2 separate regions of the Homo sapiens genome follow, and region 1 is linked to region 2. Evidence: read pairs that join two places in POLR2A ChIA-PET (ENCODE). Cell type or tissue: PC-9. All regions are shown on one strand. Links, peaks and the distances in the headings refer to the core of each region. The heading gives the core; the rest is flanking DNA.

Region 1 (10,481 bases), core at 2,881-7,880, 200 kb before region 2:
AGAATGCATGACTAAATGAGTTAGCCAACAGTGGATTTCAGTGGCTGTTCAGCAGAAACTTGTTTATGTATAATCAGGTAAATTGCATACACAATGATTGGCACAAGAGTTCTACTGAGAGAGAAAGGTTGAGCGAGAAACAGAAAGATCACCTTAGGAGAGGTATTGCCTGCATCATCCAAGTTTCTTTTCCTGTGAATGACTCATTGTCCCAAAGAGATTACAAACTTTTTAGGGCAGATATCAGGTCTGGTTCTCTCTCTTTCTGTTTGTTTTTTAAATCTCACTTTGTAGCTTACAAAGACAGTATTTAAATGTTTTTATGGAGTTCTTACCACCTGTACCCCAAAAACTATTGGGGAAAAATTAATAAGCATGTTTGGCAAAGTTGAGGGATACAAGATCAATATAAAAATCTATGTGTTTTTATATACCAACAACAGACGATCGGAAATGTAAATTTGAAATACAATGCAATTTGCAGGAAAAAATATATATTTTTTGAGTTCCAAAGGCCAAATGAGTAAGATGAAATTTAGCAGAGGGCGATAAGATGCCCACACCCAGACAACACCAGCAGCCCAAGTCAGGACAGTGGGTGACCTCCCAGGAGTCCAGGTGCCTCAAGCTGAGTGCAACCTGGCATGACAGGCAGGCAGGCGGCAGAGGCCCTCAGGTCACTCCAGGCGGAGACTTCAACACCACACACAAGCCACTGGCTGAGGCTTAAAGAACTTGTCCAAGTCAATCTGTAAAATGGGGATGATACAGAAATAGGGTTGTTGCAGGGATTAAGTGAGAAAGCAAGGCCGTAGCTCAGTGCCCAACCCATGGTGAGCACTCAATAATAACATAATGATGGCAGATAAGGTTTATCTTCCAACACGTAAGAGCCGGCTATGTGGAAAAGGAATTCAGTTTATTCTGCATACATCCAAAGGACAATACCAGAATCATGATCAGAATTTCCAGAAGAGCAGGCTTGGATTCTATCTGGGGAAATCAAGGTTCCAACAATTAGAAAGTTCACATATGGCCTGGAGCTACCTTAGAATGTACCGAATTCCTCAAACCTAAAAATGTATGTTTCAAGACTGGAGGATCATTTCTCCAACATATTCCAGAACAGAATTAGGCTTGAGCATCAAGACCAGACATAGTGATCTTTCATATTACTCCCAACTCCTTATAAATGCATCATCACCAGTGAACTTGAAAATGTCAGCAAATTCTCTGTTATCAGTATCTTGCACAAAGAACTCCAAGCCCATCGTCCCTAGAAAGCATGGTCTCCCATGACCCCTGGGCTATACTGCAGTGGGGTCAGGCTGAGTGCCCCGCCAGGACAGCCCCTTGGAAAGCAATGGCCTTAAAGGGAATTTGACACTGCATTGTGCACCTCGTACAAACAAGCAATAATAAAAAGCCTCAGCTTAGTTCCATCTGCCAAGTCAGACCTCGCTTGAAAATATTTTTCTAACAAATCCAATTGTCACAACCTCTCATTCTGAGTCCCACTTGACAGCCCCGATTTTTCCACCTAGTCTGCCCTTGAGTGAACTTCCAGACTTCTGCTGCCACAACCACAAGCCAAGGTGCCCTTCAAACACTTCCTGCTTTCTTACCACAACTCTGTGCCCTAAACTCCTCCTGCCCTCCTGCCATGGATGCCCAATGGCTCAGCGCCATCCACACATAGATGTCAGAGCCCTCACCTCCCTCTCCCAGACTCACCTCCAGGAGGATGAAAAGCCTGTCTTCGAGTTTCCTGCCCTCTCAAACTTCACTCTGTTTACAACAAAAGTAACCACCCACACCCCTGCCAGAAAACCAGCCTCGACTCCCAACCAGCGCATTTCCACTCATTCAGTTCCTCTCTCCTGACCATTGCTCAGCAACCAGGAATAACCAAGTCCCAGATCAGGCTCTGCCTCCTCCTGGAGCCCAGCCTCTGTTCTAGGTCATGCTGAAGAGCTGCCTGTGTGCTCAACCAAGCTGCTACCCTGTCACAGATCCCCCTTTTGCTCCTCCTTGGGTGTCCACAGGCTCGGTGGGGCCAAGGTGGTCAATGGCCATGGGGACATCATAAGCCCCCTTCTTCACACCCAGGCCCATACCCCTGGTGCTTGCAAGTCAGGGCTTCCCAAATCACCCTTAGGGCCAGGAGGGGCCCCACAAAGGCTGACTCCATACAGGCCTCAGCTCTCAGGTACATAATGCTCCTGCACCCCAATCCTGAGGCCACGCAGTGCATCCCATATTGGAGGATCCCCTGGCAGGTGTCCTGGAAAGTAAGGAGGGGCGGGGAAGAGTAGCAAAGGCCTGGTGACTGTGGGATGAGGGACACTCAGGGAGTGCAGAGCAGGAGGGACCAGAGAGCAGAAATGCACCTGGGCCTTCAATGCTCCTGGGCTCTCTGGTTCCCCACAGGGAGCTCTCCCTGCCCTCACTCTCCCCACTAGCAAGGCCACTTTCCAAGTCTTCAGCAACCAAAACTGAACAAGCACTCCATTGACCATTCACCTTTCCTTTCTACCTCAATGTCCAAGGCTTAGATCTGATCAGTGCTCCCCAAACCCAGAATTTTCAAGAGGGCTTAGAAAAATAAATAAATAAATAAGATGCCTGGGCCCCATTCTCAGAGTCTGATGTAATAATTGGGACCAAGGCAATGATCCCATATTATTACGAAGATCCCCTAGGGAATCTTGCCGCAGATTCAGGTGGAAAAGGGTAAGAGTTATCAGCCAGACTTTTGGTTTACATTTCCTGGTAGGGGGACAACACACTCGGATGATGATGATCGTGGTGGTGGTGGTTACTGGCATAAGGTACTGCACGCATCTACCTTTTCACCTACAGGACATTTGCACCAGCGTCTTGTCACTCAATGCCCCCATGGCCTAGGAGGTCAGCCCTCCGCAGGCCCCCTTTCAGAGTTCCAGGCACTCTGGCCATGTCATACTGCTAGAGGGAGCAGCACGGAGCCCAGGTAGGGCTGTGGGCAGGGGCTGGGCTCTTTCAGGTCGGGGAGAACCAGAGCCTGGCCCAGGAACAAGCCCTTTTCAATCAGGATTCCGGGCGCCTTGTTTCCAGCTTCCTTCCCTCCTTTCCTCCACTTGCTGGTAACATTCCAACATCCTGGAGGGAGAACCCAGGGAAGGATCAAAAGGAATCCGTACTGTGCCGATTGTCACTAAAGCCCCTTCTAAGCATCCTGTGTCTCCAACTCAGAGCCCGACACTGGAAGCACTGACCTATGGAGCCAGACAGGCCATGTTTATCCCCAGTTCTGCCCCTTACAGGTTACAAGATCTTGGACAAGCTTCCCAACCTCTCTTCCCCAGTTTCCTTACAATTGAGTTAAGTACATTATAAAGGGTTTGCAATGATGCCTGGCTGAAAAAAGTGCCACATCAATGTCTGTGGTTATTATTATAATGCCAGTGCAGCCAAATATACTCCTACAATTAAGGTGACTTGAGTTCAAGATAGAGTGGCCAACGGTGCCAGGCAGGCCAGCACCTAGCAACCTGGGAGGCCCTGCCTGAGGCTCCAGCAACAGCACAAGCTTGTTGTTAGAAGGTTGTCCTTGGCTGGTGGGAATAAGGGAAGCTGCTGGGGACCAAACAAATGTCCAAGCAGAGAACAAAAGCCCAGCCAGCTCACCAGCTGATAATTAAAAATAACCAGAGGCCGAGGTGTAGATGGCCATCTCCAGGCAGAGGTCTCAGCCCGTAGGTTGCACCCCGAACTCTCCAGCCTAGTGTGTCCTTACCCGAGGGTGTTGCTAGGTTTCATTCTAACCTCACCTGTCCAGTAGTTCTGTAGCGGAGCAGGGCAGGTCCTACTTCTTCAAAAGCACTCAGTAAAGGTGGGGAAGTCCTGAGCAACCTCCAGTGACTTTCTGGGGGAGCTCCCGGTTACCTAGCCCACCAGGTCCTCCCTTCACAGCAGCAGCTCAGGAGCCAGGACTGACTTAGCTACTTGCGTCCCCAAGGCCCTTTGCGCTGGTAAACTCTCCCTGCCACACTCCCAACCCCCATCCTTCCTTCAGGGGAGGCTGGCTGCATCCCCACTTCCTGGAGTACCTTCCCAGATCTCCTGGGACAGGTCAACAAACTTAGTCTCACTTTAGGTTTTCCAAATGCCTTGTAACTGGGCTGCGTAGCCTTTGTAATTTTCCATGATTCGGGAGGTTCTCGCGGCTGGGAGCTCCGTGAGGTCAGGCATTGCCTTGGGCGCGATGCGCTCATCTTTCCCGCGGGACCACTGCACAGGTTCGCACGGAGGGAAGGGCTGCGCAGCCTCGAAGGCGAGCCCTGGGTGCTCCCTGCCCACAGGGCTCACCTCGGGCCGCCGTGCTATCCTTTCCTTCCCAAACAAGCCACCAGGATTCCTCGTGATTAGGGCTGCCACCAGGGCGTTCTGAACAGGATTCAGGGCCACCGCGCTGTGCTCTACGGCGGAGCGGGCGAAGGCCCTCCTCTGCCACAAGCGCTCAGGGCTCTCGGCGCACAAACTTTCTGGACATGGGGCAGTTTTTCAGCTGGACCCGTGCTCGAGCAGAGCGCCCACTGCCAGACTGGAGCACTTGACCACTCAGGGTGCCACTGTGCCGAGCCGGGCAGGACAGGATGAGGTGGACCGAAGCGCCCAGGTGCCCCGCCTTCCCCCCAACCCGGCACGGAGCGCAAGCGGAGGAGCCAGACCGGCTCCTCCCGGGCGGGTTCCTGCCGGTGCCGGGTGTCCAGGAGGCCCCGGCCCTGATCGCCGCCAGCGGGTCGCCGCAACGGGGCCTGAGTCGCGAGCAGTCCCTCCCCGAGACTGACTGGCCGTTCGCACCTCGCCCGGGGGCCCTCCAGCAGCCTGGCCCAGCGGTCCCCGCCGCGCCGGCCGTATCGTTCCCGGCATCTCAGCGAGTTTCCAGTTTCTCCCTACCTCAGTAGGGAACCAAGAAGCAGAAGGAGTTCAGGTAACACTGCGGGACTGCAGAGATTTCCCCCAAACAAAGAAGCCAACCGACAGCACTCCCAGTCCTCCTCCCCAAAGAGAAAAGGCGCACCGGTGCTCCCAGGCGGGGGCCGTGGAGGGCAGGCGGACTAGGAGCCAGCTTTGGGGACCCCGGGGGACTCTCTTCCACCAACTGGCTAGGGACTCGCAGGACCACCTGCCCCAACCTCGCGATGCCAAGCCAACAGGGGCGGCGAGGGCTCTCGGCCGTGCGCAAGGGGTCCCAGGCGCCCAGCACTCTCCCAGCACCCCGGGAGGCGCCCTGCCCGGCTGGCCCCAGCGCTCGACCCTCGGGCGCACTCACCTGCCGCGCCGCGCTCCTCACACCCGCTTTCACCTCCGGGCGGGGCAGGGGGCATCGGCGGGTCCCAGGCGCCCAGGTTCCCCTCCCCAGCCCGGACCCCGAGCCGGGACCCTGGTACCGGCGCCGCTCACCTGCCGCGCTCCAGGCGGCGCTCCCCGCCCCTCGCCCTCCGCCTCCGCCTCCGCCTCCTGCTTAGCTCGCGCCTACTCGGCCCGGCCCGCCCTGGCTCTCGCTTTAATCTCAGGAGGCGGTGTCCCAGGGTCCAGGGCGACACCCCCAAGCGGGTCGCGGGTCACCCTGGGCGGGCGGGGGCGGGGGCGGCGGGAGGAGGCGTTTCCCAAGGGAAGTCCGGGACGGGTTCCCTGCCTGGCTCAACCCCGGCTGCGGAGGGACCCATAAGGGACTCTGGGGCGCTTCCCGGGCCCGGCCACAGCGGCCAACCTGCCCCTCTCCGGTCCGCGGCGCAGCGCTGCCCGAGGGCTCGAGTTTGGGTTAAGGAAGGGGATTCTGGGGAGCGCTCCTGGAGTCCTGGGTGAGCCCCCGGAGCTGCTACCTCACGAGCTCCTGTAGGCGGCCGGCCCCGTCTTGGCCTCCGGGGAACCCACTGTAGCCTCTGGGCAAGGACCCAGGGTAGGCCTTGGGGACTGCTGGCCCAAGCACGAGTGGCGGGGACACAGCGCCGGACGCCCAAGACCCTCCCCAGTCCGCCTAGGCTGGCATTTCTTGGCCCCCACCAGCGTCCGGTGGAAAGTGCTCCCCCGGATGGTCCCAGGTCTCTCGGCACCACCGGCCAGGGCGGGAGTGAGGAAGTGGTGGGACACACCTCAGCCAGGAAGACGTGGCTGTTCCCGGGCACTTGAGAGGTTCTTTCTAATGTTTGCAATTGTGGGGGCTCAGAATTCACCAGAATTTAATAGGACCGTAGACCAGAATTCATCACCCCAAGTAGGACTGGAGGAGACCAGAATCTGCTACCCCAACATAGTCCTCTTTGGCACATTGATGATTTGGAACTGGTTATGTTGAGGAACTGCAGACACCAGAGTACCTCTGAGAAAATGCCCTTTTGTAAAGGAAATTTGCACCTATAAAGGAAATGTTTGTTAGTCAGCAGATCTGTACCAGGAAGAGAGCTGTTCCCGGACAACTTTTATCACCTGGGAAACTTTTATCTGCCTCACACGGCAACCTGCGTTCACCAGACACCTCCTCTCCTCACGCTCCCCTCACTCCTCCACCGCTCCCCAGAAGCCTCAAACCCCCATTTCTTTCTGTCACTCAGAGTGACAGATAAGCCTCAATCATCGGGCTGCTGCACCTTTTTTTTTTCGTGTGTTTTTTTTTCCCCCAGAAGGGGTCTCACTCTGTTGCCCAGGTTGGAGTGCAGTGGCTCAATCATGGCTCATGGCAGCTTCAACCTCCCAGGGCACAAGTAATCCTCCCACCTCAGCCTCCCGAGTAGCTGGGACTAGAGGCGTGTGCCACCACGCCCAGCTAATTTAATTTTTTGTAGAGATGGGGGTCTCCCTATGTTGCCCAGACTGGTCTCCAATCTGGGCTCAAGCGATCCACCTGCCTTGGCCTCCCAAAGTGCTGGGATTACAGGTGTGAGCCCTCGCACTGGACCCCTCACTCACCTGGCCTGTTCTTTAAGTCTCATATTCTTGTGGGATTCCCATCTGTGAGTACATACATTAAAACAGCTTTTCTCCTGTTCATCTATTTGATGCCAATTTAATTTGTAGACTAGCTGAACGAACTAGAAGGGTAGAGGGGAAGCATGTTTTCTCCTCCCCTGCATAATATACAAATCAACATGATTTGCTTTAAAATGAGGTGGAAGCAGAAAAAAGCCCCATTCAGTCCCATCCCAGGCTGCCTTGGCTCACTGCTCCCTTCCTGGGAAGCTCTCCCGGAAGCCTCCTGTGGGGCAGGACTTTCCTAGTAAACCCTTCCCTCTCACTCCCTCCTTTGGCACCTTTTGTGGTCTGCTGGTGGCACCCACAACAGGGATTGTCCCCAATATGCCCCAGCCCTCCCCATCCCCCACACTGCCCTGCGCTCTGCCCCAGTGGGAAACCCTCAAAGACCCTCTCCAGCACATAGGGCAGGTGCAGTTGTCTTTCAGCGGCAACTCACTTATTTCTGTCTTGACAGTGTGTTTGGTGCCTACTAATTCCACCCAGAAACCAGGGAGTAAGTGCTGCCGCAGACTCAGGCCTCTTGGAGTGGTTGTTCATTCACCATTTATTTTTCCTTTTATATTAATAATCAGGGTTCTCCAGAGAAACAGAAACAATAGGAGAAATACAAATATATACACACATATACATATGCACACACATGTATATACACACATCTATATTTCTATATATTATTTATAAATATTATAAATATCTTATATATTATAAATACATATAAATATATACATAAACATGTATTTTATATGCATAATATAATACAGATATGATATATATTATACACAGCTTATATGTAATAAATATTATTTATAATATATATAAAGATTTACTATAAGAAATTGACTCATACAATTATGGAGGGTGAGAAGCTCTACAATCTGCCATCTACAGACTGGAGACCCAGGAAAGCTGGTGTTGTAGCTTTCAAAGTCCTGAGAGCCAGAGAACTAGAGAGCAGATGGAACAGATTCCAGTCCAGGTCTGAAGGCCTGAGAACCAGGAGTGCTGAGGGCAGGAGAGGATCAAAGTCCAGCTCACACAGTCAGGCAGAGAGCAAATTCAACCTTCCTCCCCTTTTCTGTTCTATTCAGGCTCTCAACCGATTGCCCAAATTGAAGGCAATCAGCATTACACAGTCTTTTCAAACATTAATCTCTTCCAAAAACACCCTCACACGCAGACACCCAGAAATAATGTTTAACCAGTTACCTGGGCATCCCATGACCAAGTCAGCTTGACACATAAAATTAACCATGGCTGGATGCAGTGGCTCCCACCTGTAATCCCACCATTTAGAAGGCTGAAGTGGGAGGATCTCTTGAGCCCAGGAGTTTGAGACTAGCCTGGACACCATAGCAAGATCCTGCCTCTACAAAAAGTTTATTAAAAATTAGCCAAGTGTGGTGGTGCGCACCCGTAGCCCAAGGTACTTGGGAGGCTAAAGTGAGAGGATCAGTTGAGCCCAGGAGTTTGAGGCTGCAGTGAGCTTTGATTGTGCCACTGTACTCCAGCTTGTATGACAGAATGTGACCTTAGTTTTATCTAAGCATGAATATATATGCCACCATAAGTTGACCCCTTGTCGACTTCACACCTACACATCTCCTTACACCATACTTTATCTCTAAAGACAATAGCAAAGTAATAATTTTGCCTAATGTGATAAAACTCTTCTGCATACAACCAAAAAATGCACTAAGCCCTTCCCCAGAAGTGGATGTAAAATTCTCCAGTGTTTACACTTCTCCTTGGTATTCCATAACTTAAATACCATAATGTAAAATTAACAATACTTAATACAATGATATAAAGTCAATATGCCTTAAGTTATGTAATAAAGGAATATGAGAGAAAAGACAACAGAGATATATACTGTATATACAAATATGTGCACAAATGTATTTAGAAAAAAATAATGAGAAAATACTCGTGACAATCTAATGCTTTATAACAGGTTGCATGGGCAATAGCTGGTGTTTGTAACTGTCTTCTTCCACTACCCACTCTGCGTTCCCTCTGCCTTCGGGAAGCATGACAGCTGGTCATGGTTCTTAACCTGATGGAGTGATACAAACCTTCATTCCTCAAGGGTCTGGGCCATTAATAGCCCTGCCTGGATTGTGTTGTAGTTTTCCATTGACCTTAATCACAAGCATGGTAAAACTAAAAGATGCCCTAAGGAATCGTTGTATTCCAGACACACTCTTCCTTACCTTCCTGGTGGAGTAGAAGTAGTCTATAGCTTCTCCTTGGTAGTCCAGATGGGTCTCCCCAGCCAATGCATAACTCTCTCTTTGCCTTTTGATTCAGAGGCATGTGGAGCTCAGCGTGGCCAGGTGGCAGTCGTAAATTCTAGTTTAATTGAATCATTGTTGTGTCTCCTGGTGGCAGCATTCCTCCCTCCGGAACTAAGACCTCTAGGTCAGCAGAGCGTAAAGTCACAGAAACAGCAAGCGAAAATTTTGCTAGTGGGCCACTTGGAGTAATAGTGCGTGGTGCCACTCCCATTTCCACCCCTTGATTCCTGGACCAGTGAATCCTGGCTATGGGAGAAACAGCACCGCATATTGGATGCTGATTTGGAGCATACACAGCTTTCTGGAGAACCTTGCCCCAGCCTGCAGAGCATTGTCCCCTAGCCAGCACTGTAACTGCATCTTCAAAAGGCGATTCCACTATTCTATCAAGTCAGCTGCTTCATGGGGGTGGGGAATATGGGAAGATCAGTCGATTCCATGAGCATAAGCCCATTGCCATGCTTCTTTGAGAAGTCAGTTCCTTGGTCAAAAGCAATGCTATGTGGAATACCATGATGGTGGATGAGGCATTCTGTGAGTTCCACCAGAAGCGCTGTGTGCAGGGAAGACAAATCTGTATCCAGACTGCCTATTCCAGTAAGGACAAAATGCTGCCCCTTCCATACTGAAGGTGGTCCAATGTAATCCACCTGACACCAGGTTGCTGCCTGATCATCTGGGGAACCGTGCCATATCAGAGCCTTGGTGCTGGTCTCTGCTGCTGGCAGATGGGCACTCAGTTGTGGCTGTAGCCAGTTTGGCCTTGTTCAGTAGGAGTCCATGTTGCTGAGCCCATGCATAATCTCCATCCCTGCCACCGAGGCCACTTTGTCCATGAGCCCATTGGGTGATGACAGGAGTGGCTGGGGAAAGGCTGACTGGTATCTACAGAATGGGTCATCTCATCCACTTGATTTTTTTGTTTGTTTTTGGAGACGGAGTCTCACTCTGTCACCCAGGCTGGAGTGCAGTGGCACAATCTCGGCTCACTGCAACCTCCGCCTCCCAGGTTCAAGTGATTCTCCTGTCTCAGCCTCCTGAGTAGCTGGGATTACGGGCACCTGCTGCCATGCTCAGCTAATTTTTTGTATTATAGTAGAGACGGGGTTTCACTGTGTTGCCAAGGCTGGTCTCGAACTTCTGAGCTCAGGCAATCCACCCCGGCCC
Region 2 (10,481 bases), core at 1,805-6,804:
AGGAGGCTGAGGTGTGAGGATTACTTGAGCCCAGGAGGTTGAGGCTGCAGTGAGCCAAGATTGATTGTGCCATGGCACTCCAGACTGGGCAACAGAGTGAGATGCTGTCTCAGAAAAGAAAAATGCAGCATCCACAATTCCTCAAAGAATTAAACACAGAATTACCGTATGATGTAGCAACTCCACTTCTGGGTTTATACTCAAAAGAATTGAAAGCAGAGATTCAAAGAGACAATCACACATCCATTTCATAGCAGCACTATTCACAGCAGTCCAAAGGTGGAAGCAGCCAGGTGTCCACTGACAAATAAGCAGATACACAAAATATGGTCTGTCCATACAACAGAATATTCGTCAGCCTTAAGGAAGAAAATCTTGACCCATGCTCCGACATGGATGAACCCTGAGGACATTATGCTGAGTGAAAAAGCCAGACAGAAAAGAACAATAATGTCTGATTCCAGTTATATAAAGTCCCCGGAGTAGTCAAATCCATAGAGACAGGAAGTAGAAGGGTGGGTGCCAGGGCTTGGGGAGGGGGAATGGGGAGTGAGTGCTTCGTGGAGTGACAGTTTCAGTTTAGGAAAATGAAAAGGTTCTGGAGGTGGATGATGGTGATGGTTGCAAAACAATGCAAATGTCCTTAATACCGATGAACTGTACACTTAATAATGGTTAAGATGGTAAATCTCATGTTAGATATTTTATCACAATAGTTTTTTAAAAGCAACATTTATGGGAGGAATAATTCCCCAACCCCTGAACACCTGAGCGAATGTCCATCCGTGTGTCATCAACTTGTCCAGGGTGACAAGGGCCAGGCAGCAGCCAGGCCTACGAGGGAGGGAGTGGGGGGAGCCAAGGTCCGGGAGACGGAGGCTCACTCCCGCCCCAGATGACAGACCCCTCGCATCACACACCAGGCTGACTCCTCCACACCCAGGCGTGAGAGGTGGGGAGGGGAAACACCCTGCCAGCGAGAGACCCGCCTGCCCAACTCCCCCCACCCCACCATGCCCCCGCCCAGCCTGGCTCTGCAGCTGTAGTCCTAAGCTGGGCCACTCTGCCCGTGGCCCCTTCAGTGCCTTGGCCTCGAGGAAGCCCCACGTGTTGGGAAGTTGTGGCAGGCAGGGCCTGCAACCTGCAAAACTCCCAGCTTCTCGCAGGACATGGCTGCGGTGGGGACTTTCCCAAAGACCCAGGTGAATTCAGCTGACAGGGCCAACCTGTTTGTCTTTATGATCCCAGTGTTGTCACAGGCCCAGGACTGCCTGTCCAGGCCCAGGGAGGAGTCGCTTGGCCCCAGAATAGCCCCTGCAGGAGGTGAGCAATTACCTGGGCAAACAAAGAGAGTGCAGGTGTGCCAGGCGACTCACACACCTGACCTCAAACAGACACCACAGAGTTCAGGGGGCCACCCACTTATTGGAAAACTACATTATATTCATAGTGATCACTACTATTTATTGAGGTCTTATTATGCGCCATCCACTGTGCCTAAGTATTTTGCTTGTAATAATTCATTAATTCTCACAGCCACCCATGAAGAAAGCACTTTCACCCCCACCTTCCAGGTCAGGAAGCTGTTCCGAAAGGTCAAGTCACTGGCCTGGTGTCACTCAGTAAATTGAGATGTCCACTCCGTGGCCCCCTCTCTGTCCCTAGCACATTGATTAACCTCTGCTTTTCAAGGGTGGATTGGATTTTGGAGATTGACAAGTGCTGGCAGAGCCAAGGGAATGAAGTGATCCAGCCAGAGGCTACGCTCTGAGTTCCGCAGCAGGTGCAGCTCTCCAGCAATGAGCCCAAAGCCCGGCCATGTGGGTCCTAAGCTCACCCTGGAGGCAAAAATCCAATGGAGAGTCTCCAGCCATTCCAGTCGGGTTCTCTGGGGTCTGTCCGTCTCTGCTGTTGGGCTGAGCGGTGCAGAGGACTCAGGGGTGCCCTCAGGACAATGCAATCCCAAGAAGGCTGTCCCCCTCACACACACACAAACACAAACACAAACACACAAACACACAGCATGTGCAGCATGCCGGGTACACACAGGTCAAAGCCAAGCCGAGGGTGGTGGGGGGAGGGTGGGCTTGTATAGCCTTCAACACCCACCTCAAAAGCCACAGAGCATGCAAAGGACCAGACACAAGGAAAACCCCCTCCCGCCAGGCACCTTCCAGAAGGCACAGGTCAGGCAGATGGTGATGGCAGAGGAATGTATCAGGGGAAGCTGAGGTATAAAGGACCTTCAACAAGTTTGGTGACAAGGGAAGAGGACAAAGTGGGACTGTGCTAGCGAAGCATGTTGATGAGAGGAGTTTTTAAGGGTGGAAAGTTCTGAGCAGCCATGAGGGTGGAGGAGGAGGTCAGTGACGAAAATGCTGTATGTGAATTGTATCCACAAATGATATGTCCCAGTCCTAAACCCGGTGCCTGTGAATGAGACCTTATATGGAAAGAGGGTCTTAGAAACGAATCAAGTTAAGATGCGGTCATGATGGGTTAGGGTGGGCCCTAAGTCCCATAACACTGGTGTCCCTGTAGGAGGGAAGTTTGGACACAGACCTGAGTAGAGGGAGGATGAAGTGAGGAGGCACACAGAAGCGGGCGGGCCAAGGCCAACGTGGGGATGTAGTGATGCAGCCACCAGCCACGGAAGCCCAGGACCACGGGCCACTGACAGACATGGGAGAGACGCAAGGAACTGTCCTTCCCCAGAGCCTTCAGACGGAACACAGCCCCACACACACCTTGATTTCAGATGTCTGGTCTCCAGAACCATGAGAAAAAAAAATCTGTTGTTGAATTCACCCAGTTTGTAAAATTTGTGGCACCAGCCATGGGACACTCATGCAGAGGGTGACCTGCTTGGCTCCAATTTCTCAGAGTTGGGCACAAAATCAGCCACAACCCTGTGGTTGTGTCTGTTCTGAGCACAGGGATGCAGCCCACCCCTTCCTTTCCGCACTCTTCCCTGGGACAGCAGGGATCTGAGGAATTCCTCTAGGGGCCTGGCTGCAGGAGGTCCCCGCTCCAAAGCCCAAAGGAGGCAGGTGGGAGTAAGTGAACAGGACGGGAAACGCCGAGCAGGAACCTGCATAGTACGGGGGAGCCCCCAGGCCTGCCTACCGTCTCAACACCAGCATTTGGATTCCACTAGGAAGGAAAACAAGAAGACTGAAAAAGACAGAGAGGAGCAGGAGAGTGTGCAAGGGACAGTCTCTGTCTTCCACATTGGCTGTTTGCCAGAGCATGGCCTGTTGGCACCCCTCGCTTGTTCATAGGTGGCTGACAACATAGCCATAAATCCACCTGTGCCAGTCCATGAATGGACAAAGGGCGAGAGATGACCCTGCTTCAGCCACAGAGGCCAGTGCTCAGACTCCAGCCAGCTGGAGGCCCCCAGGCAGGCGAATGGGCTTGGGTTTCTAAGACCAACACAGAAATGCCCAGGTACACTGTGCTGCTTTTCTCTGGAGAAGAGAGAACGTCCCTTTCACCAAGTTATTATTTCTTCCTTTTAAAATTTGATTGTTATAACATTGTTTTAATAGTCAAGTAGTGCTGCAAGGCTTGTGATAATAAACAGTTGTTATCACTGCACCTCTTCCCACCTCCAGCTCCCTCCCCTGTGAGTCATCGGCCTTCAAGTCTCTCAGCTGTTTCTCTTGACCTTGACCTTCACACTTCCAACATGATTACAGTACTATTCCTTTCGGTTTTATCTCACTTACACCACCACCTCCCACACACTCCCACCTATTCCACCTACCCAGCATCTTCACAACTTACACAGTTACACAATTCGCAACCTTTGGCCAAGTCAATATTTAGTTCTGATATTACTATGACCACCATAAATGTTGTCACAACTAAACCACTTAGGGAACTAGGATGGTCTTTTCTTTTTAGTACAACTTTTTGATTTTCCTGGGGTTAACAATTGCCTCATTTTTTCATAAACTTAATTTTTTTGTCTACTACTTACCAATTATCCCCCCCCCAATTTTCTGATAGACCTATAAAAGTCCTCTCAACAAAGTCAAACATACTAAGTAATCATTCTTTTGTTGTTGCTTTGTTGTTGTTTGTCCTTCCCCTTGGAGACATCCCCTCCAGAGCTCTCTGTCCTATTTGTATCTGGGCTGGCTGACCTCTTGGCTTGTGGCACAGCTCCCCCTTGAAAGTTCCCTTCAACTTCAGTGAGAATTCCTTCGTATTTTTCTGGTGCTAAATCTAATGTGTCCTGTGCCTCACATCTTTCTCTTTTGGGGTTTACTTCCTTGTGCAAGTGACACCCATACCACAGGAACTTGCTGAGAAAGAATGCATGTGAGGTTCAATGATTTCATCTTGCATACCTTCAAACATCTTTGTTCTACCCTTACATTTGATTTTTCATTTATTATTTGAAAATGTGGCTTGCCTTTTCAGTAAGGAAATTCATGTCCTGCAGGTCGGTATTGTTTTGTTTTGTCTTTTGGCATCTTTCTCCTCTTTCTGCTCGCTCTGAGTGCCAACTCCAGAGCTGGTCTGGCTCAATTTCTCTATAGTGTGCACTTCCTGAGTTCTCTTCAGTGAGGTGGATGAGTCATCTAGCCAGGTGGATAACGAGGAAGTCTCAGGGACTAAGTGTCTCTGACAATACATTCAGCCACTACTACAGTATGAAGCCAGCCCCTCATCCCCACCTTCAGAGACCCCTGGTGCCTCAGATTCCTCGGCCATTCTGGAGCTGCTGTGCCCGAGGCTTGTGTAGTTGGAGATCATTTTGGCAGTCAGTGCTGCTTCAGCTTTCACTGTTCTGCTGTGCCAGCACATCACCAGGGATCACCTTTGGCTGCATGAACCAGAACCCCATTCCAGGGCTCAACCAAACAGCACTTTAATTTTCTTACCCAAGCAAGCAGTCCTGGCTTGTACAGCCTCCCCAGGATGTCACCAGGACCCCAAGCTCCTTCTATCTTGCTGCTCTGCCATCCTGTGTCACTTTCTTCCTCATGGAGGCTTCCTGGTCACAGGACACCCACTCCACCTCCAGTCTCTTGTTCACAATCCAAGGAGATGGAAGGAAAGAAATGATGAGGAACCAGGGTGGCTGCAATGTCAGCAACAGTATTTCCCAGGATCTCTAGCAGATTTTTTTTGGGGGGTGGTTTGTTTGTTTGTTTGTTGGGGTTTTTTGTTTTGTTTTGTTTTGTGACAGAGGCAGGGTCTCACTCTGTCACCCAGGCTGGCTGGAGTGCAATGGTGCAATCCTGGCTCACTGCAGCCTCGACCTCCCAGGCTCAAGCAATCCTCCCATCTCAGCCTCCTGAGTAGCTGGGACTGCAGACACGCACCACCAAACCTGGCTAAATTTGTTTATTTTTTTATAGAGACAGGTTTCACTATGTTGCCCAGGCTGGTCTTGAACTCCTTGGCTCAAGCAATCCAAGCTGGTGAGAACGTGGAGCCAGTGAAGCTCACACAAGTCACCAACGAGAATGCAAGATGCAATAGCCACTTTGGAAAATAGGTGGGCAGTTTCTTATAAAGTTAAACAGATACTTAATGAATGACCCAGCAATCCTAATCCTGGATATTTACCCAAAAAGTAAAAACTAGTGATCAGGGCAGGCACAGTGGCTCACGCCTGTAATCCCAGCACTTTGGGAAGCTGAGGTGGGCGGATCTCTTGAGGTCAGGAGTTCAAGACCAGCCTGGCCAATGTGGCAAAACCCCGACTCTACTAAAAATACAAAAATTAGCCGGGTGTGGTGGTGTACACCTGTAGTCACAGCTACTCGGGAGGCTGAGAGAGGAAAATTGCTTGAACCTAGGAGGCGGAGGTTGCAGTGAGCCAAGATCATGCCATAGCACCCCAGCCTGGGCAACAGAGCAAGACTCTGTCTCAAAAACATAAACAAAACAAAAACAAACACAAACAAACAAAGCCTAGAGATCACAGAAAAACCTGGAGACAAATGTTTCTGGCTGCTCATTCATAATCGTTCCAAACTGGAGACAACCCAAATATCCATCAGCTGGGACGTGGATAAGCAAACTGTGGGGAACCCTAACAGCAGATATTATTGTTCAGCAACAAAAAGGAACCATCTACTGACACTTACAGCGACATGGATGAATCTCAGACGTGTTACGCTGAGTGAAAGATGCCAGACACCAAAAGCCACACGCTGAGATCCCATGGAGAGGACATTCTGGAAAAGGCAAAACTGTAGAGACAGGGAACAAATTGGTGGTTGCAGGGGCTGAGAGTGGGAGCTGGGAACTGGCTGCCAAGGAGTGTGGGGGTGGTTTGGGGGTGATATAGATGTGGTCTATGTTTGGCTATGGTGGTGGTTACACAACTGTGACCACTTCGTCAAACTCATAGAACTTTGTCAAAACTCGTAGAACTGTACACTAAAACAATGAGTTTTACCGTATGTTGATTATATAACTCTATCTTTTTTTTTTAATAGGGTCTCATTCTATTGCTTGTCACCCAGCTCAAGCAATCCTCCCACCCCAGACTTCCTGGTAGCTAGGACCTACAGGCGTGTGCCACTATGCCCAGCTAGTTTTAATTTTTTTGTAGAGATGAGGTCTTGCTATGTTGTCCAGACTGGTCTCAAACTCCTGGCCTCAAATGATCCTCTCACCTCAGCCTCCTAAATTGCTGGAATTACAGGCATGAGCCACCTCGCCAGCCTATATCTCAATAAGCCTGACTTTTAAAAGGTTTCAGGCTGGATGCAGTGGCTCACAAGACCAGCCTGCACAACATGGGGAGACCCCATATCCAGAAAATGTTTTTAAACTATTAGCCGGGCGTGGTGGTATGCACCTGTAGACCCAGCTACTGGAGAGGCTAAGGCAAGAGGATCACATGAGCCCAGGGTTTTCAGGCCACAGTGAGCCATGATCATGCAACTACACTCCAGCCTGGATGACAGAGCAAGACCCCATCTCTAAAAAATAAAGGGAAAATAAAATTGTAAAAGGTTTCAATCAACAAACTTGTGGAATACTGAATACCACACCGCTATTTATTGACACCCTGATCATGTGGGTTTAGTCAAGGCCCTGAAAAGTCCTGCAGTTCATTTAACCAAGAGTATTATCCTTCAAGCTTTTTTCCAAGTGACAACAAAAAGGAACCATCTTGATGTACTGGCAAGCATCAAGCAAGATGATCTGGAATGTCTCCCTCCGCACAAATAGTCTGTGACTGTAAAGTGGTTTGGGCCAATGGCCTCCCTGAAGGAGGCTCTGGGAAGTGGGAATCAGACCTTGTGTTTAGGTTTCTTTGCGGAGAGCCGCCTCCTCTCCTCGTTCACGTGCTGACTCAGGTCTTCTCCAGCCCAGGAAACATGGAGGGAGGGAGCAGACCACATGTATGTCCACACCCTTAGAAAACAGTGGCTCCCACAAAGGGAGAGAGGCTGAGCCCCAGTCCTGTGGATGGTTGCTGCCCAGCCCTGGGAGGCTGGTGGCAGACACGCCCTGGGAGGCTGGTGGCAGCCAAGGGACCAGACCCTCTCAGCCCGTGGCCCCGCCATCAAGGCTGTCACTGGTGTGTCACTTCCTCATGGGCTAAGCACTGCTCATCCATTTCTAGTTTGGCCTTCACAAGTGCCCCTTGAGGCAGTGTGGCGTCATGTCCATGTGTCATGACATGTGGCAAAGCCGCTCACCACCGACCAACAGGCCTCCCAGGAGTCAGGAGTCCAGTACCAGATGGGGCAGAACCATCCTTCCCAAGGTCTGGGCCATCTGTCCTTCGAGTCCGAGCAGCGCAGGGCCCAAACCCTCGAGTCACTTCCCATTTCCACACCCTTCCAGGTGTTTAGGGAGACAGCTACAACTCAGCCCCCGGGGAAGCACTCACCAGGAACTCCAGCAGGAAAGGAGGGCGGCCAGCCAGCGTGTGGGTGCCTTCTCCTCCAGCTCCACTAGCAGCAAATCATGCTGGCCTTGTCCCTCCCTCTGCCTCACCCCCAGCCTCCTGCTGCCCGGTCCAGATGCTAAAAATAGCCCCAACCTGCATTCAGAATCCAGCACATCATACCTTCCACAGCAGGCATCTGCACCGTTGACAGTGGAGGCCACTGTGACTCCACCACCTCCCCAACACAGCCTTCCACCAGCCATGGCAGAGGGAGCTTGCAAAACCAGAGGGTGGGTGCAAGAACTCACGCCCTCTCCAAACGCTTTCCAGAGGTAGGCCAGGCGGCCAATGGTTGCACCTGAGGCCCAGGAGAGGAACTGACCTCACTGGCTTTGTAAACGCCATGATATTCAAGTTCTCACGTTTCCTATTTCTGAGCAAGCCAAATCAATGTCAACATACATGAAATACATCTATGAATGTGGTCTACAAAGAGATTCTTTATTTTGCAAGACAAGTCCATAGCAAGCAAATCTTTTGAGTCCTGAAAATATATTGTTTTTCAAAATTCCGAGTGACGTGCAACTATTTCATAAACTGGAGCACATGATCGGGTGTACTATTACCCCTTCCTCTAGGTGGTATTTCAAAGGGTACGTATTTCCCCCACCCTTCATGAATTAACTCCTTGTTTTACTTTCCTAGGGCGGCAGTCACAAGATACCACAGACTGGGTGGCTGAAAACACAGAAATGCGTTCTTTGGCAGTTCTGGAAGCTATCATGGAATCCTGAAATCAAGGTGTGTCCCGGATGTCTCCAGGGAGAACCGTTCCAGGCCTCTCCCTGCTCCTGGTGTCAGCTGGCACTGCCAGGCTTCCTGGCCTCTCCCTGCTCCTGGTGTCAGCTGGCACTGCCAGGCGTCCCTCGGCTTGTAAGGGCGTCACTCCCGTTGCAGGCCGTCTTCTCCTTGCCCCTTTACTTCACCTTCCCTCAGTGTGTGTCTATGTCTGTATCCAAATTTCTCCTTTTTGAAAGGACACCAGTCATGCTGCACTAGGGTCCCTGCTAATGACCTCATTTTAATCAGTTACTCTGTAAAGGTCTTATCTCCAAGCACGGTCACATTCTAGGGGACTGGGAATCAGGACCCCAACATACCTGTTTTGGGGGGACACAATTCAACCCTAACACTCCCATTTTCTAATAGAAGAGGAGAGGGGAGGGAAGGAGGGAAGGGGGAAGGGGCCGGAGACCTCGGCAGGAGGGAGGGAGAAGCCAGCCTGCCGCCCTGCGCGCACCGGCTGTGTTTCTGTGCGTTGTGCTTTTGTTCTGCATGCTGGGCGGGCGGAACAGGGTGCTGGCATCCAGGCTCACCCAGAGGGGAGGGGGACCTGCAGGGGGAGGGGAGCACTCAGGGGATCAGGGGAGGAGAGTGTGGGCCAGGTGACCTGCCAGGCGAGAGAAAATCGGGGAATCCGCACAGCATTTTCAGACAGCCTGACAGCAGCCGCTCGCTCCCCTCTGAGCCCCAGCCCCCAGCAAGCGGGCCTCTGGCCCCAGGTCTGGGAGCGGCGTGGAAGTAGACCTTGGCTCTCCCTCCCCGGCAGCACCCCACCTCCCTTTGTCTCTCCAGCCAGAGGTGGGCCTGTGGGGATGCTAATCTCAGAGCCACCTCTCCATCTAAGGTTGCTAGAAATTCGGCAAACAAAAGATAGATTTAGAGAACAAAAAAATTTAAAAAAAATAATATGGCCGGTTAAATGTGAGTTTCAATTTCCAATAAATAAATGTTGCCTGGGATATGCTTATATCAAAAACTTACGTGTCACTTACCTAGCATTTGCATTTCACTGGGCCTCCTAAATTCTGTGTGGTAACCGACTGCCACCGGACATGCTGTTTACTTCTCTATCCTCACGCAGCCAGTTGCCACATTCAACATAACACTGCAAATATTGCCGGTGGATCCTGACTTCCTCGTGGACCCTACTGTGTCGGGAAAAACAAACAAACGAACCCTGGAAGGAAACACCATGAGTTGTTAGTAGTGCCTGTCTCTGAATGATGGGCTTACAGGTGGTTTTCAATTTTTTGTCTTTAATTTTTTTTTTTTTTTTTAGACTGAGTCTCACTCTGTTGCCCAGGCTGGAATGCAGTGGCATGATCTTAGCTCACTGCAACCTCTGCCACCCGGGTTCAAGCGATTCCCCTGCCTCAGCCTCCCAAGCAACTGGGATTACAGACATTCGCCATCATGCCCAGCTAATTTTTGTGTTTTTGGTAGAGATGGTGTTTTGCCATGTTGGCCAGGCTGGTCTTGAACTCCTGACCTCAGGAGATCTGCCTGCTTTGGGCACCCAAAGTGCTAGGATTATAGGCGTGAGCCACAGCACCTGGCTTGTCTTTAATTTTTTGTTTATACTTTTCTATACCTTCTAATTGTTTTCAACCAACACGTATATCCCAGAAAATGTTTTAATGATTAAAATAAAACAATTGCCCTCTCCTCCTTGGAGCCCCATCCACAAGAGCAGCTTCTGCAGATGTGGGAAGGAGAAGACTTTGTACCTGGGTCCCAGGCCACGTGAATAATTAACCCTGTCTAG

What was found. ChIA-PET counts read pairs that join two places held together with the same protein. Peaks named below come from ENCODE experiments on the same cell type or tissue, not always from the same donor. Only the 100,000 strongest peaks of a DNase experiment are listed, where the experiment ranks them.
Region 1: POLR2A ChIA-PET joins it to region 2 with 8 read pairs; 2 of 35 experiments call an interaction of 5 or more read pairs at or near these places.

Annotation. Positions count from the first base shown.
Region 1 is chr21:41,502,633-41,513,113 of GRCh38, forward strand. TMPRSS2 (transmembrane serine protease 2) reads right to left here and starts at 5,526. Exons shown (of 14, transcript NM_005656.4): 1 at 5,449-5,526. RefSeq lists a promoter at 4,623-6,016, an enhancer at 5,496-6,503, cis regulatory regions at 5,618-5,644, 7,815-7,820 and silencers at 7,784-7,877, 8,791-8,850. In PC-9, for the core only: no CTCF peak of the experiment used is centred there; a DNase peak (open chromatin) is centred at 5,559; H3K4me3 peaks cover 2,335 bases.
Region 2 is chr21:41,703,108-41,713,588 of GRCh38, forward strand. It overlaps LINC00479 (long intergenic non-protein coding RNA 479), which reads right to left. Exons shown (of 6, transcript NR_027272.1): 5 at 10,444-10,481; 6 at 8,413-9,893. Among named protein-coding and RNA genes, the nearest start is that of LINC00479, 7.4 kb to the right of the region's middle. RefSeq lists a silencer at 3,562-3,856. In PC-9, for the core only: no CTCF peak of the experiment used is centred there; DNase peaks (open chromatin) are centred at 3,694, 4,274 and 4,594; H3K4me3 peaks cover 553 bases; H3K27ac peaks cover 4,425 bases.